5 separate regions of the Homo sapiens genome follow, and regions 1, 2, 3 and 5 are each linked to region 4. The links are chromatin contacts, found by Hi-C or POLR2A ChIA-PET in ENCODE. All regions are on one chromosome and are shown on one strand. The core of a region is the stretch at or near the end of the contact, and the rest is flanking DNA. Distances in the headings are between cores, read along the strand shown.

Region 1 (3,701 bases), core at 679-3,178, 320 kb after region 4:
AAGAGATTATAAAACACTAAAGAACTACCAGAGCCCATAAAGGAAAATAGCACAAAAAGCATAAAGGCCTCTCATCAAGGTAACCTTCTCATCTGGACCTTCCATTCTGAGGATGTTTATTCTGGAGACCTCAACATAGTACGGCTTCGCAATTCCTTCACTATCTGATAGACTCTTCAAAGTCCCGGCATAATACCAGCCTTCATTATAATTGTCACACAGACATCGATCACTATCACCAAAGCAACCACCAGGGTTAACCTCCCAGCCCTCCTGGACAGTAATTAGATGACTCAAACTGTCTCAAAGCCGTATCTCTGTATCTCTCTACCACAAAACTACTTTGGTCCCACTGAGCAAAAAAAACACAGAGCACAGACTGGCAGCATTCTCCATTCCTAAGAGGCAGCAATTTGGAAATAATAAAGGAAATCCTTGGATTCCTGCTGGCAATAGATACAGAACAAAACTGCAGCTGGGAACACGTCTAACGTGGAATTCCTTCTTCCAGAAGGGCAAGGCAGCCCCTCTGTACAAGGGCACAAACATATTTTTACTTTTTTAAGGATTTACACTCACTAATTCAACTTTCGAACCATTACCCTCTAAGAATCAAGTCCCCATGGCCAGAGAAACAAGCTTTCTATGAACCAATGACACCAGAGCTCCGGCAACAGCATGTCTCACTCCCTGCAATCTAAGCTGTAGTTGCCTGTCAGTTTTATTCATTCAACAAACACATATTAAACATATATGATGTGTCCAGTGCAATTCTGGGTGCTGAGGATGCATCACTAAGTAAGAGTCAAAAATCCCTGCCCCCAGGAAGCTTATGATCTAATGGGGAGAAGGGGAGATAGAAAATAAATTAAAAATATGACAAGTTATGTGCTAAGTGAGGTGGTTAAACAAATCAGACAAGTTCTCTGCACTTCCAAGATCATAGTTTGTCAAAGACAGACAGTAAATAACAGATACAGACAGTATAATGTGGACAGTCAGCTGCGAAAGGGGTACGGGGGCACAAAGCCAGCAGAGGAGGGCCCTCTAATGTGGCCTCCAAGGAAGGGGCACTGGGCTGAACTTCACAGAACAGGCAGGGAGATACGAAGAGCAGGGCGACTCTACAAACAGAGGGACCACCTGTGTAAAAGGATCGGGCGCAGGGCAGTGAGGCGTGTTGACACAGAGGACAGGCATGGATGAGATGGGGTGGGAGGGAGGCAGGGGCCAGGTCAACAAAGGAGAAGGACCCAGAGTCTGGTTACTTTCCAAAAGGTCAGGGAAGCCACCAACGTGTCTTCAGCTGAGAAGCTAAAGAGCAAATCTTTAAGACAATCACCATGACCTCAGTGGGAGCAGAGGCTGTTGAATGCTCTGGCTGACAAATGACAGGGGCACCCACTGCAGCTGGAGGAATGGAGAGAAGGGGCCAGATCAAGAGAGATGGAAGCAGGAGCTTCACTCACAGGACAAGATGGGCAACTGGAGCAAGCCAGGCAGACTTATGGTTGCCACTTCCCAAAGTGTCCGCTGGGTCAAGTGGGTGGGAGGGGCACAGCCCAGCTCTCAGTCCTCACCTGCTGCAGGGAAGGGCCAGGCTGCCAGGTGACAGAGCTAAAACCTCAAGGATGGCATGCGAGACGGCACAGAGAGGAGAGTCTCCAAAGGAAGGCATGGCACAAGGGCTCCAACTAGCAGAAGGACCATGGGAACACAGCATGCAGATGCCAGGGACACCCAAGGGCCAGGCAGACAGACAGGCCCGCTGCTGTGCAGGAGTCTATGAGCAAGAACAGGGCCCTCTGACAGGAGGAAGAACAGGCAGGCGCAGGCTAGGGGTGTGGCGGCACCCGGGCATCTCAATGGGCATGCACACACAACAGAGCTGGCCTCCGGGAGGTGGCAGCTATGTAACATGACCAGCGACTGCTCACTGGCATCTCAGCGAACGGGTAGCAGGTACCGAGTCATGACGCAAACCCAAGTCTGTCAAAGCCCAGGCTGTTGCCTCCATACCAGATGCTAAAACTGGGTCTTAAAGTTAGATGTGACCTGACTTAAGCCCTAGAGCAAGTTCCTCCTGGCTGAGGTCAGAGGCAAGCTTGGCTGGGGAGAGGAAGAGGGCAGAGCCTGAAAACCTGGTGAGGAGTCAAGGAAACTGTCACCTGCTCCCTGGAGGTGACAAGGTCCTGGCTACAGGAGGGAGTGAAGGGAAAGGATTCACCCCAGCAAACCCTTCCAGCAGAGAGAAACACCCAGCCACTGCCTTTCCCCCATCCATCCTGCTGGCAGGAAGCACAAATTCCTCTTGCCCAGGCTGGCATAAGAAGAAAAAGGAAGGAAGTGGCCTGGGGAAAGTGACCGACATAGAACCGCAAAGCAGCCGAGCCTGGGCAGCATCTCCCCGCCAGAAACAGGCAGGGGTTTGTGCTGCCAGGAAGCAAGAAGCTGGACTGTGCCCTGCCATGGAACCAGCCCAGGGCCTCCCTCACACACCTCCAAGGTCACACAGGACCCCCTGGCCCATGCTCCTGTGCAGGCAGACCCCATCTCTGGGCTTTGTTGCTATTAAAGACATTGCTGCTCCCAAACCACTGTTTTCATCAAAACCCTTATAAATCTGGTCTGCTTAAAAGGGCTTCTCCAGTGATTAGAAAATGCAGGCGTTTTCCTAACAACCTTCCTTCAAAAGGTGAAACAACGTCCTTGCCTTGCACATATCTGCTCTTACTCCCAGCTGTGATGGAAAACATGGACCGTCCTCCTCGCCAAGCAGCTCAGGGGATGCAGGCACCTCATCCAGCATCTCAGTTCTGGGGGAACCCAGGTCTGCACACAGATACTGCTCCTTCCCTCCCACACCCCTCCTGCAGGAGGCTGAGTCTGCCCAGGGAAAGCAGCTTGCAGTCCAGCTGTGGGGCTGACCACTGGGGAATCAGTCTCAGCACAGTTTTTGCCTGCAGGTTCCAGGCCCTGGGCTCAGGCTGTGGCTTCCAGAAACCTCGGCTTGGGAAACTCGCCTGCCAGAGTCACGGCTGCACTGCTCAGTCTTGTAACACAGGCTCGCAGTGGCAGCAGGCCCACGCAGCCCCTCTGGGTCCCCAACACTGGTCCTCTGGGTCCCTGGCCAGACCCTGAGCAAACAAGCCCTGTTCACTCCTGAAGGTTATGACTGATTTGGTGTTGCCAATAGCAACTGCCTCTGTATCCTGACACATTTATCACACCATATGGTAATCAGCTGTTTACATATGTGTTTATTCTGAAACTGTGAGTGCCTAGAAATCCAGGACTCCCTCTTTACTGACATCAGCAAATGCCCCAGTGTCTGGGACCTTTAATGCAGTATGTAAAAGAAGCAAACATCATCATCTCTTCTTGCAGAATTCATGAAGCTGTTCTCAACCAGCAGCTTCTTTACCTCTTGAGCAAGGCTAGGACCTTCCTTGCTCCATACACAAACACACATCTCTACCCCAGCCCACACTGACAACCGCCAGGGCTGCAGAAATCAGCATCACTCCAGGCCCACAAATGCCCCCAACAGCCTGGCCCACCCACAATTTACAGGGGACAGGAGGGGCACACACCTCCAGGGCCAGGCACTTGCTTCATGTTCTCCAGACAGCCTGTCTCCCCCTCTTAGGCTCAGGCACTTTGTCCCCCTGCAGAATGCTCTCTCCAGTCTCCCTTTGCTA
Region 2 (3,670 bases), core at 209-2,708, 380 kb after region 4:
GGGAACCTGCACCAGAGAGCTGTTTCCTGTGTCTTTCACTGTTATAACTTTGTCGTTGGTTCCTTCTTATCAACAACATGGGGTTTCTCCAATTTGTAGAGAATGAAGAGAAGTGGTGCAGGGTTGATGCAAACTGGCCTAGCTGCGAGGAAATGTGTGCATCCCCAGGACACAGAGCCAGGCCCTGGGGTTACAAAGCCAACGCAGTGTAAGCACCAAGAAATTAGTAACAACTGTAACCGCTCCAGGCACCTGCCAGTGTGCTGCCTGCGGTTCAATGCTGATGGATTCTCGTTGGTTAGTTGTGTGTTGTGTGTTGTGTACATGTGTATTAGGAACCCATGTATGTGTGTATGTGTAGGGGTGGAGGCACTACCAATATCAATTCAGACCATTTTCACAATAAACCGCCATGTCCTACAGGCCTGCTGGATCCTTGCGTGCCTTTTTTTGCTACTCCACCCAACATTGCAGAGGTGGAAGAGCTTCCTGAAGCCTGGGAGGGTCAGGGGAGGCCCATGGAAGTTGTGTGGCACTCCCCTGGGACTCAGATCCAGCTCATGTTTATTGAGGGCCTGCCCCAGTGACTAATCCTCCCACAACAGTGCTGGGGAGGCATTAGTGACTCAGGAAGGATATGGGACTTGTCCAAGGGCACACAGATTCCAACACGGGAGGTGCTTTTTCCACCACGCGGAGCCCAGACTCTGTGGCCAGACTACCTGGTTTGCACCCCAGCTAGGCACTTGCTAGCTGTGTGGACTTGGGCAAGTTACTTACTATCTCTGTGTCTGGGTTCTTCATCAAGGAATTACTTACTATGTTTAGCACAGAATAAATGCTATGTAAATGAACGCTTATCTTCTTAAGATGATTACATCACATGCTTCTGAAAATGATTTCCTCAGAAAAACAACATACTAGAAGAACACGAAGGCTGTTTTCAAATGGAACCTCAGTAAGATTAATCGTCTTGGGAAAATTGGCCTTCTCTTTCCTGCCTTGGTCAGTACGTCCCTTTCCAGGGGGCCCCTGTCTGGGACAAGGTCCTCATGGAGAAGGTCAGCCGAAGAGCTTCGCAGCTTTGCCCTCGTTGGCCTGAATTAGATGGTCTGATGGCTGCTTGGAAAAATGCACTGCATTTTTTATGTATTTTCCCCATCAAAACACGTCTGTTTCGTTCTCTTTTAAAGGGCGTCCATGAGTCATTTGGCAGGAACAAAGAAGCTTCAGTTTGCAACTTCCGTGGGGATACAGTTTAAACAGTGTGGGCTCACGTGGTTTTTTTTAAAATCTGAAAACATGCCTTAGAGGTGCCTTAAGCACCTGATGGCAGCTGTTCTCTCTTGACAGCTGGATTCCAAATGTAAATATTATTTGTCAGAACGTATCAGAATCATTTGCATGCAGATGTAGACAGCCATCCCACGGGTGTGCCGGGGAGGCGGGTCCAAGGCCCTTTCTGCTTGTTCAGTCTGGTGGAACACAGTGCGGTTTCCTAGACTGGTTCACTGCTGTGTTTCATAAGGAGCTCAAAAGCCAGGCCAGCATCATTTCTCTTCCTGAAGGCAACCCTCCAACTGTCCCACTCAATCCCAAAGTCATCAGCATGAGGCAGGAACCTGAGGCCAGGGGCCTGGGAGGAGAAGAGCAGGGAGTGAAGTCCCACAGGTCCCCTGAGCCCTGACACCTTCTCCCCTCAGCACCCCAAACCCAACCTGTCTGGGAGCAGACTCCCCTCCCTCAACTCCCGGGTGCACCTGTCACCTGTCCACACACAGCCACACACTGGGGGCTGGAACATGGGGTGAAGTGCACAGAGTTGGATTTGGGTACATGCCACTTCCTCTCTAGCAACTGGGGAGGTTACTTCACTTCTCTGCATCAGTTTCAGCTACCTCATAGGGTTGCTGTGAGAATTAGATTAAGTAAAGTGCTGTAAACCAAAAAGAAAACTCTAAATTCTAAGCCCCATAACTCTCTGAATGAGCCCCTCCTGTCAGCCAGGGGCCTTCCAAAGTCAACCTGAAAAACCAGTTCAGGCTGTGACAGGAATGTGGGGCTGGATATGCCTCATTACACCCTCCTCCCTTTTGGAATTACTGATAGAACACACTCTAAGTCTGATAAGAAACATTTACAATCTAGTCCCTCTAAAGCCTGCTCCCTGGAGGCTGCCTCTGCATAATGGGAACTTGGTCTCCACAACCCCTTATCTTAACCCAGACATTCCTTTCTATTGATTCTAGGTCTTTGGACAATAACTTGCCTTTTCGAATTGAACCAGTGTACATCTTACATGTACTGACTGATGCCTATGTCTCCCTAAAATGTATAAAACCAAGTTGTAATCCAGCCACCTTAGGCATGTGTTCTCAGCACCTCTTGAGGGCTGTGTCATGGGCATTGTTCACTGAGATTAGCTCAGAATAAATCTCTTCAAATATTTCACAGAGTTTCACTCTTTTTGTCAACAGCACTAACCCACATAATAAATGCTCATAGTAAATGCTCAGCACGTTACCTGTCATTGTCAATCAGTCAGTAAGTCCCATTGTCGCTTTCCTGAGTTACTACTCGGGACTTTCAACAGAGCTCCTCATTCTCATCCGATTTCAATCCATCCTCAACTTGGTTACAAGAGTTAGCTCCCTACATTCTTTTTTTTTTTTTTTTTTTTTTTTTTTTTGAGATAGAGTCTCGCTCTGTCACCCAGGCTGGAGTACAGTGGCGTGATCTCGGCTCACTGCAACCTCTGCTTCCCGGGTTCAAGCGATTCTCCTGCCTCAGCCTCCTGAGTAGCTGGGATTACAGGCACGTGCCACCGCACCTGGCTAATTTTTGTATTTTTAGTAGAGACGGGGTTTCACCACGTTGGTCAGGCTGGTCTTGAACTCCTGACCTCGTGATCCACCCACCTTGGCCTCCCAAAGTGCTGGGATTACAGGCGTGAGCCACTGCACCCGGCCGGGGTAGCTCCCTGAATTCTTATGTGACTCTGAATCTCCTTAAAACCCTCCATCCATTTCCCATTGCTTCAGGATAAAAACATAAGCATAAGATGAGAAAAAGCAGTGAGAATCCATTAACATTTGCCAGACCACAATAAACTGTGTTTTCTTGAGTTCAGTGATGCGATCTTGGCTCATTGCAACCTCGACCACCTGGTCTCAAGTGATCCTCCCACCTCAGCCTCCTGAGTAGCAGGGACTACAGGCAAGCGCCACAATGCCCAGCTAATTTTTGTATTTTTTGTAGAGACGGGAGTCTCCCTATGTTGCCCAGGCTGGTCTTGAACCCCTGGGCTCAAGTATCCTCCCTCCTTGGCCTTCCATAGAACTGGGATTCCAGGCATGAACCACCATGCCCAGCCCTTCTTATTTTTGTGTAGCAGAAATATAATGTAGTGAAGAGAGCATAAGTTTTGGAGCCCAACAGATGAACGTTGGAATCCCTCCCCTGCCACTTACTGTCTATGTGATTTGGGCAAAATACTTAAGATCCCTGAGCCTCAATTTGATTTTCTGAGGCCAGGCATGGGAGTTCGCACCTGTAATCCCAGCACTTTGGGAGGCTGAGGTGGGCGGATTGCTTGAGCTCAGGAGTTTGAGACCAGGCTGGACAATATGGCAAAACCCCATTTCTACCAAAAATACAAAAAATTAGTCAG
Region 3 (3,454 bases), core at 944-3,443, 460 kb after region 4:
GGAATGAGCAGAGCAGGGTAGAGGAAAATAAGGGGGGGACTTTTTTGGTTTTCAAAAGTCTAGGCCCTTTCATGGGGAACCTTCTGGGTTGAGGGAGATGCTCTGTATATTGTTCAAACTGAGTGCTTAAGATCTGTGCATTTTCTTTTTTTGAGATAGAGTCTCACTCTGTTGCCCAGGCTGGAGTACAGTGGCACAATCTCAACTCACTGCAACCTCCACCTCCCAGGTTTGAGCGATTCTCCTCCCTCAGCCTCTTGAGTAGCTAGGATTACAGGCACGTGCCACCATGCCCAGCTAATTTTTGTATTTTTAGTAGAGACAGAATGTCACTGTGTTGGCCAGGCTGATCTTGAACTCCTGACCTCAAGTGATCTGCCCGCCTCGGCCTCCCAAAGTGCTGGGATTACAGGCATGAGCCACTGCACCCAGCCGCATTTTCTTCTATATAAATGACACCTAAAAACACAAAACAAACACAGGTGTTTAGAGGAACAGAAAGGACTCAGGGCATAGGCAACATATGTAACAGAAAATGTGGGATGAGAAGATATGGTGAAGGGCAAGCCTTTCTCGCCTCCTCCCAGGCGAGGGGTTGGAGAATCAGAATGCAAGAGTGGTGCTTGCATGCTCAGGTTCTAGAGAAAACAGGCTGCGCAGCCCATTCCCCAGGCTGCGTGCCTCAGGGACGTCCCAAATCCCAAAGAAGCTTGGAGGCTCCAACCCTTAGAAGTCATGGCTTCTAGGAGAAGAAATGTTATGATATGCCCAAGTGGACTGAGCCTTTGTCCACCTCCCACCGCGCAGGAGCTGCTGAATCACGCTCCTGGGTCCGAGAGTAACACTGAGAATAACTGAGAGGACAGCGACCAGGGGAGGGCCTTGTGGACAAACTGTGTGGATGCTTGGCTGCAGGTCAGGCGGGACAGCGGAAGTTTCTGTTAATAACACAAGTTGAAACTAGCATGTGAAGATGACGGTGAAGATGAGACGTCCCCTTTCCCAAAGCTCAGAACTATGTAATGCTTGCCACCATCACCCTGCCCCTGGAACTTACCTAGAACCCCAGAGAAAAGAAGACAGGGGAACTCCAATATGACTGAGATTAGTAGTGAATGCCCCAGGAGAGGGAGCTAGTAATATAGAAAAATAAAGTCATATTTTTTGCATAGTTATTTTTATTATTATTTTTTTTGAGACAGGGTCTCATTCTGTTGCCCAGGCTGGAGTGCAGAGGCATGATCATGGCTTACTGCAACCTTGACCTCCTAGGCTCAAGTGATCCTCCCATCTCAGCCTCCCTAGTAGCTGGGACCACAGGTGTGCACCACCATGTCCAGCTAATTTTTTTATTTTTAGTAGAGATGGGGTCTCACTATGTTGTCCAGGCTGGTCTCCAAGTCCTAAGCTCAAGTGATTCTCCCACCTCCCAAAGTGTTGGGATTACAGGCGTAAGCCACCACACCTGGCATGCATATTCATGTTTGATTTCTGAGAGTTGCACCACTTCACAAAATTTTCTTAGCTATAGTTTCAAATCATGTAATCTACAGAGAGGGTCTCTGCAAGGTCCTAAAAGTGCTCTTAGAATGCACACAATTAATTTTAAATGGAAGCCTGAATGCTACATGAAGCGTTTTCAGAGTTAAGAAAGAGGTGTTTCCATTAAGTATGTTTGCCATCTAAAAGTCTTGGTAATGACCTTCTGTATTTCTTTGTGATACTTGCTTCAACCTAACACAATGGTTTTATAATCTAGGACTTTGAGGACTGTGTATTATTACCCTAGATTTTCTTAATTAATGGAAGTATCTTGGAACATTTGCTTCCTCTATAGGAACATCCTTTCTTTTCCTATCCCAAGCCTCTCCCAGGAACCATTGCTGAACTTGTCTTCCCTAGGGAGGGCTAATGACAGAAGATGCCTGCTGGCTGCCCACCGCAATGCCTGGGCCAGTTTCCAGCTGCCGAAGACCCTTCTTCAGCATATTATGTTGGTTGATGTCAATGTCAGGGGAACGGGGCATGTGACAGGAGAACGGTGTAGGGGCAGCCCTGGATCAACCATTAGAGAATCTTGCAAAGATCAAAAACAAACACACAAAAGGAGCCGAATCATTTAAAAGTCTTAGTCACACAAACGAAACCAACCCACAGCAAAGCAACCAAGCCGAACACCAAGGTCAGGAGCACGGCTTGTTGGTTAAAGCAGCTGCAAGTGTGGCTGTCTGTGCTCTGCCTGTGGAGAAGTCACCCACCCACTCTGAATCTGTGTTCTCCCCTTCAAAATGGACACGAATCACATCCTCCTCCTAGTGTGATTACAAGGGTTAAATGAGGAAAGCACTTTGTGTCTAGAATTACTTAAGGGAGGAAGACATTTTGTGTCTAAAACTACTTAAGGATGTAAGGAGAATACCAAGAGCCAGACCAGATTTGTTTTCTGTGATTTTAGGGGTGTTAAGCCCCTTCCCTTCAGGTGTCAGTTAACCCTTTAGAAGTCCCTCTGGGGGGGAGATATTTTGGGGGTAGCCATTCCAACTGCTTTGGAAAATCTGGTCTTCAAGTGTTTCATTTATATGGAAAAGGGGATCTTATTTCTAAATATCTTCAAGCTTCTGGCTTTTGTTCTCATCCATTCATTCAACACACATTCTCTCACCGGTCTGGGACCACGGAGCCTCCATTTGTTAAACTATCCCTGTCCCAGACTCTGAAACCCACTGAGTCCTCAACAAGAGGTGTATAGGGAGGCCCAGGCCAGCCCTGCTCAGTGTCAGCGCCCTTGAAGGGCCAGAGATCTGGCCCACGCTCCAGTCCAGGAGGCCAGCACTGCCCACGCCGGTCGGGAGGTGACTACATACAAATTCTGACCGGCAACATCACGAAGCACAAAGTGGGGACGCCAGGGTCAGCTTTAGAGCCCTCGGCTGTGCTTGGGGCCAGAGCCAAGAAAGCAAAGGACCTACTGCTGGGTGTGGGGAGGAGAGGGAAGGTGCCTGCACTGAGCACAGACCCCCTGGTCAGCTGCAGGTGTGCCATGTGGGAGAGGGTCAGCCTCGCCCAGACACAGAGGTTTGGGGCCCACCCTCAGTGGGGAGTCTTGCAACTGATCCTCCTTTGACCTTGACACTGTACTTCTCCAAGAACTGGCTTGTGATGGTCCTACTGCTCCCCCAAAGGGCTGCCTGTTCGGTCCCTGGGTCCCTCTTTTCCCTGTGCCTTTCCTGATACTGGTGTATGTGCCCAGAAACCTGTCAGCTACCATCGGCCTTATCCCTGTTTGGACAAATTCCCAGGATCCTGGTTTTGTTCTGACTAATGAGACTTATGTCTTGCCCCCTGTGGACAGATTTCCAGGCTTCAGATCCTCTGGTGAGTCCCTGCCTCCTGGACCCACCATCAGGGTTGTCCTGGGCTCACAGTTCCACCATCCCACCGCCCCACGTTTGTG
Region 4 (3,357 bases), core at 272-2,771:
CATTTACTAAACAGCTAAGTACCTTCTATGAGCAAGGCACTGTACAAGAGCTGTTGGGGATACCAAAATAATACAATCTACGATCTACTAAAGTTACAAGCCGGACATTATGGTGACTGGATGTTCAGAAAAGAAACCAGATGACATTATTATGGTACACCAAAAAAGCCCCCCAAAAACCGTACTCAACTGTCACATTCTTATGGAATACAATTTTTACAGATTGTATACAATTTGCATGTGAAATTCTGCTTACTTTTTGACTAGGTATGCCACTAATGGGTATGTTTAATAAAGATATTTTATACTTCAGATGTACAGACCAGGTCCGGTTAATTTTAGCCAACAATGTATTGTTGAAAAAGACGCTGATATTTTACTGCGGCAAACCACCATTAACATAAATTTTAACCACAGTTTGAGTATTTTATTAGGAATAAGCCTTGAAACTTGAATAGGACTAGTATTCCTAACAATTTACCGTTTCATAATAAAGGCTGTCTCACTCTTAAGTGGAAAACGTATTATGTCCTACTTTTATAAACTTTGGTTGAACTAAATAAAACAGCAACATGTACCCAACGTTTTTAGACTGTTTTATTCAGTACCATAAACATTCACTAAACTATACAGAGCTAAAATCATGCAAAAGATTGCAAAACAAACTGCCTTGGGAAATTTCCAGTCTAAGCTAAATGGACCAAGTATAGGATTGAATTTTAAGAAGTTGGTGGGAAGATTCCAGCTCTTGTACTCACAGGTAAGGTCCTAGGATTCTATTTGTTGAAGTGTCTGCAGACCCTCTCCCTACAGCAGGGGCGTGGAGCAAATGTGCATTCAGGAAGTGCTTATTAGTCCCCCCAAAACCTTTTTCGTGACGACAGACGGATGGAGGCCTCAGACGACTCCGGCAGTAGGACCCTGAACCAAATGCCTGAGCTGCGCTCGAAAGGCTCGTCTCGCAGGAGCTGGCGAGTGGCACGGGCTTCGGTGGCCGGGCTCGGGGCTCGGGGCTCGGGGCCCGGGGCCGGGGGGGGCGGGGGGTCCGTGCCCAGGGCACTCTGTGGCTCGATTCATGTCCCCGCCCTCCCACCTGAGCACACTGGGCAGAGAGCCTGCGGCATCGGGCCAGTCGCGCCTCCTCGTCCGCCCTGGGCAGGTCGCTGGGCCCCAGGCCGCTTTCTACAGCTCCTTTAATAAAATGGACAGCAGGGGTCCTAACCAGACGTGGGCATCAAGACAAAGGAGGCGGCCAGACGCGCTTGAGGGCCTGCTCGCTAGCTCCCGCCCCCCCATTCCGCGGTCACCCGGGGACAGAGGCCAGGCCGGACTGGGTGGAGTTGGGACTCATACGTCTGCGTCCAGGAAGGCGCCGGGCGAGCCCCAGCTAGACGTGACGGGCGGGGCCGAACACGGCAGCGGACCAGAGGCCCGCGGCGCACCGGCGTGGGGCGGGGCAAGCGGAGCCTCCCGGGATGCCGCGCGGCAGCCGGCTTCCGGCTGTGGGTGGTGCGGGGGACAGCGGCGGCCGGAAGCTGGCTGAGCCGGCCTTTGGTAACGCCACCTGCACTTCTGGGGGCGTCGAGCCTGGCGGTAGAATCTTCCCAGTAGGCGGCGCGGGAGGGAAAAGAGGATTGAGGGGCTAGGCCGGGCGGATCCCGTCCTCCCCCGATGTGAGCAGTTTTCCGAAACCCCGTCAGGCGAAGGCTGCCCAGAGAGGTGGAGTCGGTAGCGGGGCCGGGAACATGAGGCAGTCTCTCCTATTCCTGACCAGCGTGGTTCCTTTCGTGCTGGCGCCGCGACCTCCGGATGACCCGGGCTTCGGCCCCCACCAGAGACTCGGTAAAGACCCAGGGGAGTTGGCTTAGGCCGGCGCCTGGAGCGCTCGTTTGAGGGAAGAGCAGGGGAGCTGGGTCTATCAGGTGTTTGGGGGCGGGGTATTGGCGATGGTGGCGCGTCCCTAAGTTTTCAGTGTAGAAGGGGGTGTGGCTCTCGGAGTTTGGGGAAAGAATAAAGGAGATGGGCCTGTCTCTGAGTGGGAAAGGGCTACTGGACGGGCTCCATGTAGTGACTGAGCGCCTGAGAGGGGTTTGCTCCCTAGCTTTGTGTTCGGGGAGGGTGTTGGGAAAGCGGTAAGGAGTAGGGTGGCTGGATCTTGTTTGGAGAGGGAGATGTGGTCAGGGTTCTTGCCTTAGTAGGGAACAAATCTAGTGTTGTGTGTTCCTACCAGAGCCAGAAAGGAAGGGCCCAAAGCTCCAGAATTCTTCCTGGTCCTCGAAGGAGGGAACTAGAATTTCTGCTGTAGGAGGTACTTATGCAGTAATCTCGTTGGGAGGCGGAGACTGGAGTTGGAGTCTTAAGAGTTGTGTTTTTGCGAACATCCTAAGCACGTTCTTGGTTATTTCAATTGTAGCTTATTGGAGGTGCTTGGGAGATGGGGGGAGGCGGAAACCTGGTAAGCCAACTCGTGATGCTGCCACTATGAATGCTTTCCTTGCACTTTTAAACAAAGAAATTATCAAGAGTGACGAGTTTGATGAATTTAGAGGCTAGAAAGTAGAGGGTTCCTATTTCATTAGATTTTCCAGAGAGATTGGATTTTAAGGATGGAGATGCATTAAGGGATCTGAACTTTGGTGGAAGTAAGTTTGCGTGAACTTTTAGTGTATTTTAAAATCCTTTTATCTTTCAAAAATTGACGTGTAAGATACTTTAATTAGTAATAAAGTGTGAAATAATGTTTTCCCAGTGTGTGAAATTGTAGGCTTGCATGGTTGTACTGGTTCCCAAATTTCACCATGATACCATGTGTAGTATTTTTTTTCTTTATATTTAGTGGACAGAAATTGTAATGGATTGGTATGGATACTAAAGGTGTTGAGAGTGTTATCACTTGAACAGCTGTCTTATGATTCTTTCCGATTGAAATGGATTACAAGTGACTAATGAAAGGCAAGGGATCTTGTTAGGAAGTGCTGAGAAGTGGTAAGTCAGTACAAATTGAAGGACATTTTGAGGTAGGATTGTGGTTAGGATGGAGGGATAGGGTAAGGGTCTTCATTTTAAGGATAAATGTTAGTAAAAAGAATAAATATGTATTTTGAGATATTAAAATTATATTTGCACCACCCTGACACAACTGTTTCACTTATGTTATTAATCTGTTGTTCGTAGGTAAAAATAAGCATGAGTCCCAAGGAAGCATACAGTTTAAAGAGAAACATTACTTTCTAGATCAATTCATAACATTTGCAGATCGTAAGGTTTTTTAGACCATTTTTTTTTTCCAAGACAGAGTCTTGCTCTGTTGCCCAGGCTGGAGTGCAGTGGCGCGATCTCAGCTCACTGCAACCTCCG
Region 5 (3,249 bases), core at 483-2,982, 340 kb before region 4:
AGTCAAATGTTGTATGATTCCACACGTATGAGATACCTAAAGAAGTCAAATTCCTAGAGACAGAAAGTAGAATGGTGTTTACCAGAGGCTGGAACAAGTGGGGAATGGGAAGTTGGTGTTTAATGGGTATGAGTTTCAACGTGGGAAGATGAAAAAATTCTAGAGATGGATGGTGGTGATGGATGCACAAAAATATAAATACACTTAATACCACTGAGCTGCACACTTACAAATGGCTAAAATGGTAACTTTTATGTATATTTTGCCACCAAAAAAAGTATAAAATGGAACCTAAGTTCTCAGACAAGGTGGCAGGAGAAAAAAAAAAAGAAAAAAGGAATGTAAGTAATGTCTGTCTAAAGGAAAAAAAAAACACATGTTAAAGAGGTCATAATTAGAAGTGTAATAAAGCTGGAAATTTAAAAAATTCAGCATATATGAAATCTACAGACATTCAAAATCTATACCACTTGCTAATATCTACTTTTATCTTACACGAAACCTCTTATAAATACACTTTTGGGGGAAATACGGAGTTATTAAACTATAATTATTAAAAATGTAACACCAAGATATGTGTCTACATTTCCCAGAATAAGAAGCCTGCCAGAATCTTCTCCATTAGATACACTGTACTCTGTCAATGACTTACAGAGAGAGGAAGGATACTTCTATCTTTTCAGCCTTGATTTTCACTGTTTTCATATATGTTAAACTCACAGACCAGTTTCTCAATAGATATAGTTCCCAAACAGTTTTAAACAGAATCCTGTTTAAAACAACACATACTTAATAAGGTATAACAGCATTTTGTTTTATACTGACCCTTTGGTTATCTGCTAATTCTACCTCAAATCTTCTGTGGAACAAGGTGGAATAACAAAAGACAGACATAGAGATAAGGCTTATATAATGCACTGCTCAAAGCGTAATCTCCATCAGAATCACTTGCAAGATGCTTACGAAAAACATCTTCTTAGAGCCCACACTATACTTAACTGAATCAATTTCTGACACTGGGTCTAAGAATCTGCAGTTTAAACAAGCTCTCCAGGATATTCTTATGCATACTAAAGCCTGAGAGCCTCTAGAGATTAATGAAATTGCTATGGATCCCCAGAAAACAGAATATGCCGGTTGTAGGAAACAAAAAATAAAATGCAGAGGCTACTTTTCTTGTAGACAGGAGGAAGTGCTCAGATAGTTTTACTCTCCAAGTTTGGAAAGAGAAGCACACATACACATTCCAGTGAGGCTGAGATGATGGTAGCTGGGGGCGGGGTGGGGGGTTGGGGGAAGTGGGCCAGGAACACAAGAAAACACCAGCTGGCTTCTCTCCCTCATGCTGTCTGGGAGGGAAGAGTAGAAATGAGGGAACCTGATCATTATGTTCACTTCAACTTCCCTCAAGTAGATTTGAAACCTGTCAGGTTATTATTCTAATAAAGATTGTACAAAAAATCCCAAGCATTACATGTGGCCTACAGAGTAAGAAGGTGAACAAATCTAGAGTCAGGTTTGAAGATTCTGGGCAGATCAAAACAATCCAATAAGGCCCTCATTTGAAGGTGCTTAAGAAGTGACTGACAGCTCTGGACGAGTCTTTTTCTTCCTTCAACCAAAAGAAACCCAGTTTCACAAAGGGTGTAAGATTGCTCCAAGCAAAATGAATCATCCTGGCTAAGTGCCACGCAGTGGGTTTGGCTGACCCAGTATTACATCTTTTCTTTTTACTCATTCAGGGAGAAGATCAGAATGCTGTTGATCAACATTCAAAATATTGGAGATGTACTTCAGAACAAATTTCCAGTTTCCTCTTTATCCCTTCTTGCTGCGTCTAGTGAGGGATGATGAAATGACTAATTCTTGAGAGGACTGAGAAACACTGCCAAGGACTGTGGTAGAATAGTATCTATGTTACATATTATCTATTTTTAAACTGATCTGTAGGTTTAAAATATATCAAGAAAATCAAGGCTGAAAAGATAGAAGTAGCCCTATTTTAAGTCACTGACAGAATAAATTGTATCTAATACAGACAAGTATATCTAGACCCAATACTTTGGTTCAATCAGTGATCTGATTATTTGGTATGCTGTGAAGAGATGGTGCCCCTGAAAGGTACTAGATTTTCAGTTTATTCTACCAGGTAAACTGAAAGATTTTTGCTAGAAGTAAATAGGGCTTCAAGTCAGCACCATACTCCAGAAAGTTGAGTCACAAATGAAGCAGCAGAAGAGGCAGAGGCAGAAAAAGGAGAAGAGGGTTATCTCCAAATTAATTTAAGTAAATGAAATGAACTGGCTATCTACTTGGGCTCAGGAATCACAACTCAGAAAAAGGAGATGGCTGGAAAGACTAAAATTTAATTTGCACACCTATCTCCTCTCCTGAGCTCTGCTCTGCTCTTAAGTCAGGATAATGGCAGGAAGACTCAGACTCTCATGGCCTGCTTAGAAAAAGAAAAACCACATCAACACTCTCTGTATTCCATGTCCCTCTGCTTTAAGTGAGTTTTGCCAGATTTGTTGTTATTAAGACAGAGGGGCCACTGAAATACTAACAGAACAACTTAATGGAAAGAAAGCTCAGCTGGGATAAAGGTTTGAAAAGGGTTTTTAAAGCTTTTTTTTTTTTTTTTTTTTTTGGTTTTTAGATGTGCTCTCAACTTTCTGGAATAACAAAAATAAAACAAAACCAAACACAGAAGGAAAACAGTCCCCAGCAGCCCACACACAAAACTCCACTGGCATATCTTCATCGCCATCTCCTAGCACAATTGCACCTTTTGTCATTTCTGGTGGAGGTACAGCTGCTGAAGAAGCCAAGACTTAGCGGAGAAAGCTAAGGCATGGAAGGGGGGAAGAAAATGCTTCCTTTGTTAATGAAAAGCCGTTTCCATTTAAAAGTTTCAACATACTATAGAATAGTGAATGCACTTTTGTGAGCAATAGCAAAAAGCACACAATGAAGAAAAGCTGCCTGTCAATTAAATCAACAGTCATCTGAAGGCAACACAAACCTCCTCTTCTTGAAAAAAGAGGGAAGGAAGGGAGGGAAGCAGGGAGGGAGTGTGGACATTTACTACACTTGGCTGAGGATGTGTCTAAAAGGAATAATAAATGTGACATACAGGGCTTCTCGAGTGATACAGGTCCATTTCATTACAATAGTAAGAAATCACAAGTTTAACATGTTTTTTAAAAGACCACAAAGCTACAATAAATTGTTCCAGCATGCATTAAAAAC

What was found. Hi-C counts contacts between places; a loop is a spot of excess contacts on that map. ChIA-PET counts read pairs that join two places held with the same protein, here RNA polymerase II (POLR2A). Pooled maps may share reads with other maps.
Region 1: a map of PC-9 shows a loop between it and region 4 (4-fold over the local background). The contact joins the enhancer-like site here to the promoter of ADAM17 in region 4. A Hi-C loop is called at or near these places in 1 of 168 maps with a recorded cell type or tissue (PC-9) and 1 of 50 pooled maps. POLR2A ChIA-PET finds 5 or more read pairs at or near these places in 3 of 52 experiments (A549, HepG2 and MCF 10A).
Region 2: a loop to region 4 is called in a pooled map, with 2.3 times the contacts of the local background. The contact joins the enhancer-like site here to the promoter of ADAM17 in region 4. A Hi-C loop is called at or near these places in 1 of 37 single-sample maps with no recorded cell type and 2 of 50 pooled maps. POLR2A ChIA-PET finds 5 or more read pairs at or near these places in 1 of 52 experiments (BJ).
Region 3: a pooled map shows a loop between it and region 4 (5-fold over the local background). The contact joins the enhancer-like site here to the promoter of ADAM17 in region 4. A Hi-C loop is called at or near these places in 3 of 37 single-sample maps with no recorded cell type and 3 of 50 pooled maps.
Region 5: a map with no recorded cell type shows a loop between it and region 4 (2.1-fold over the local background). The contact joins the enhancer-like site here to the promoter of ADAM17 in region 4. A Hi-C loop is called at or near these places in 1 of 37 single-sample maps with no recorded cell type. POLR2A ChIA-PET finds 5 or more read pairs at or near these places in 4 of 52 experiments (AG04449, HEK293T, MCF 10A and 1 more).

What each region holds. Positions count from the first base shown.
Region 1 is chr2:9,229,723-9,233,423 of GRCh38, reverse strand. All of the region lies in intron 1 of ASAP2 (ArfGAP with SH3 domain, ankyrin repeat and PH domain 2), which reads right to left. Among named protein-coding and RNA genes, the nearest start is that of ASAP2, 25 kb to the right of the region's middle. RefSeq lists enhancers at 1,244-1,798, 1,799-2,355. Within about 2 kb of position 1,928, at least 16 of the 41 ENCODE cell types and tissues checked have a DNase peak (open chromatin) inside an H3K27ac peak, as active enhancers do; they include PC-9, where a contact is called at or near this core.
Region 2 is chr2:9,176,924-9,180,593 of GRCh38, reverse strand. No RefSeq gene overlaps it. Among named protein-coding and RNA genes, the nearest start is that of ASAP2, 28 kb to the left of the region's middle. RefSeq lists an enhancer at 1-1,047. Within about 2 kb of position 1,458, at least 28 of the 41 ENCODE cell types and tissues checked have a DNase peak (open chromatin) inside an H3K27ac peak, as active enhancers do.
Region 3 is chr2:9,098,195-9,101,648 of GRCh38, reverse strand. No RefSeq gene overlaps it. Among named protein-coding and RNA genes, the nearest start is that of MBOAT2, 96 kb to the right of the region's middle. Within about 2 kb of position 2,193, at least 2 of the 41 ENCODE cell types and tissues checked have a DNase peak (open chromatin) inside an H3K27ac peak, as active enhancers do.
Region 4 is chr2:9,553,994-9,557,350 of GRCh38, reverse strand. It overlaps ADAM17 (ADAM metallopeptidase domain 17), which reads left to right and starts at 1,521. Exons shown (of 19, transcript NM_003183.6): 1 at 1,521-1,842. The coding sequence starts at 1,746. RefSeq lists silencers at 597-891, 863-1,082, 1,313-1,602, 2,217-2,511.
Region 5 is chr2:9,896,019-9,899,267 of GRCh38, reverse strand. The region is part of intron 8 of TAF1B (TATA-box binding protein associated factor, RNA polymerase I subunit B); the gene reads right to left. Among named protein-coding and RNA genes, the nearest start is that of GRHL1, 54 kb to the left of the region's middle. Within about 2 kb of position 1,732, at least 15 of the 41 ENCODE cell types and tissues checked have a DNase peak (open chromatin) inside an H3K27ac peak, as active enhancers do.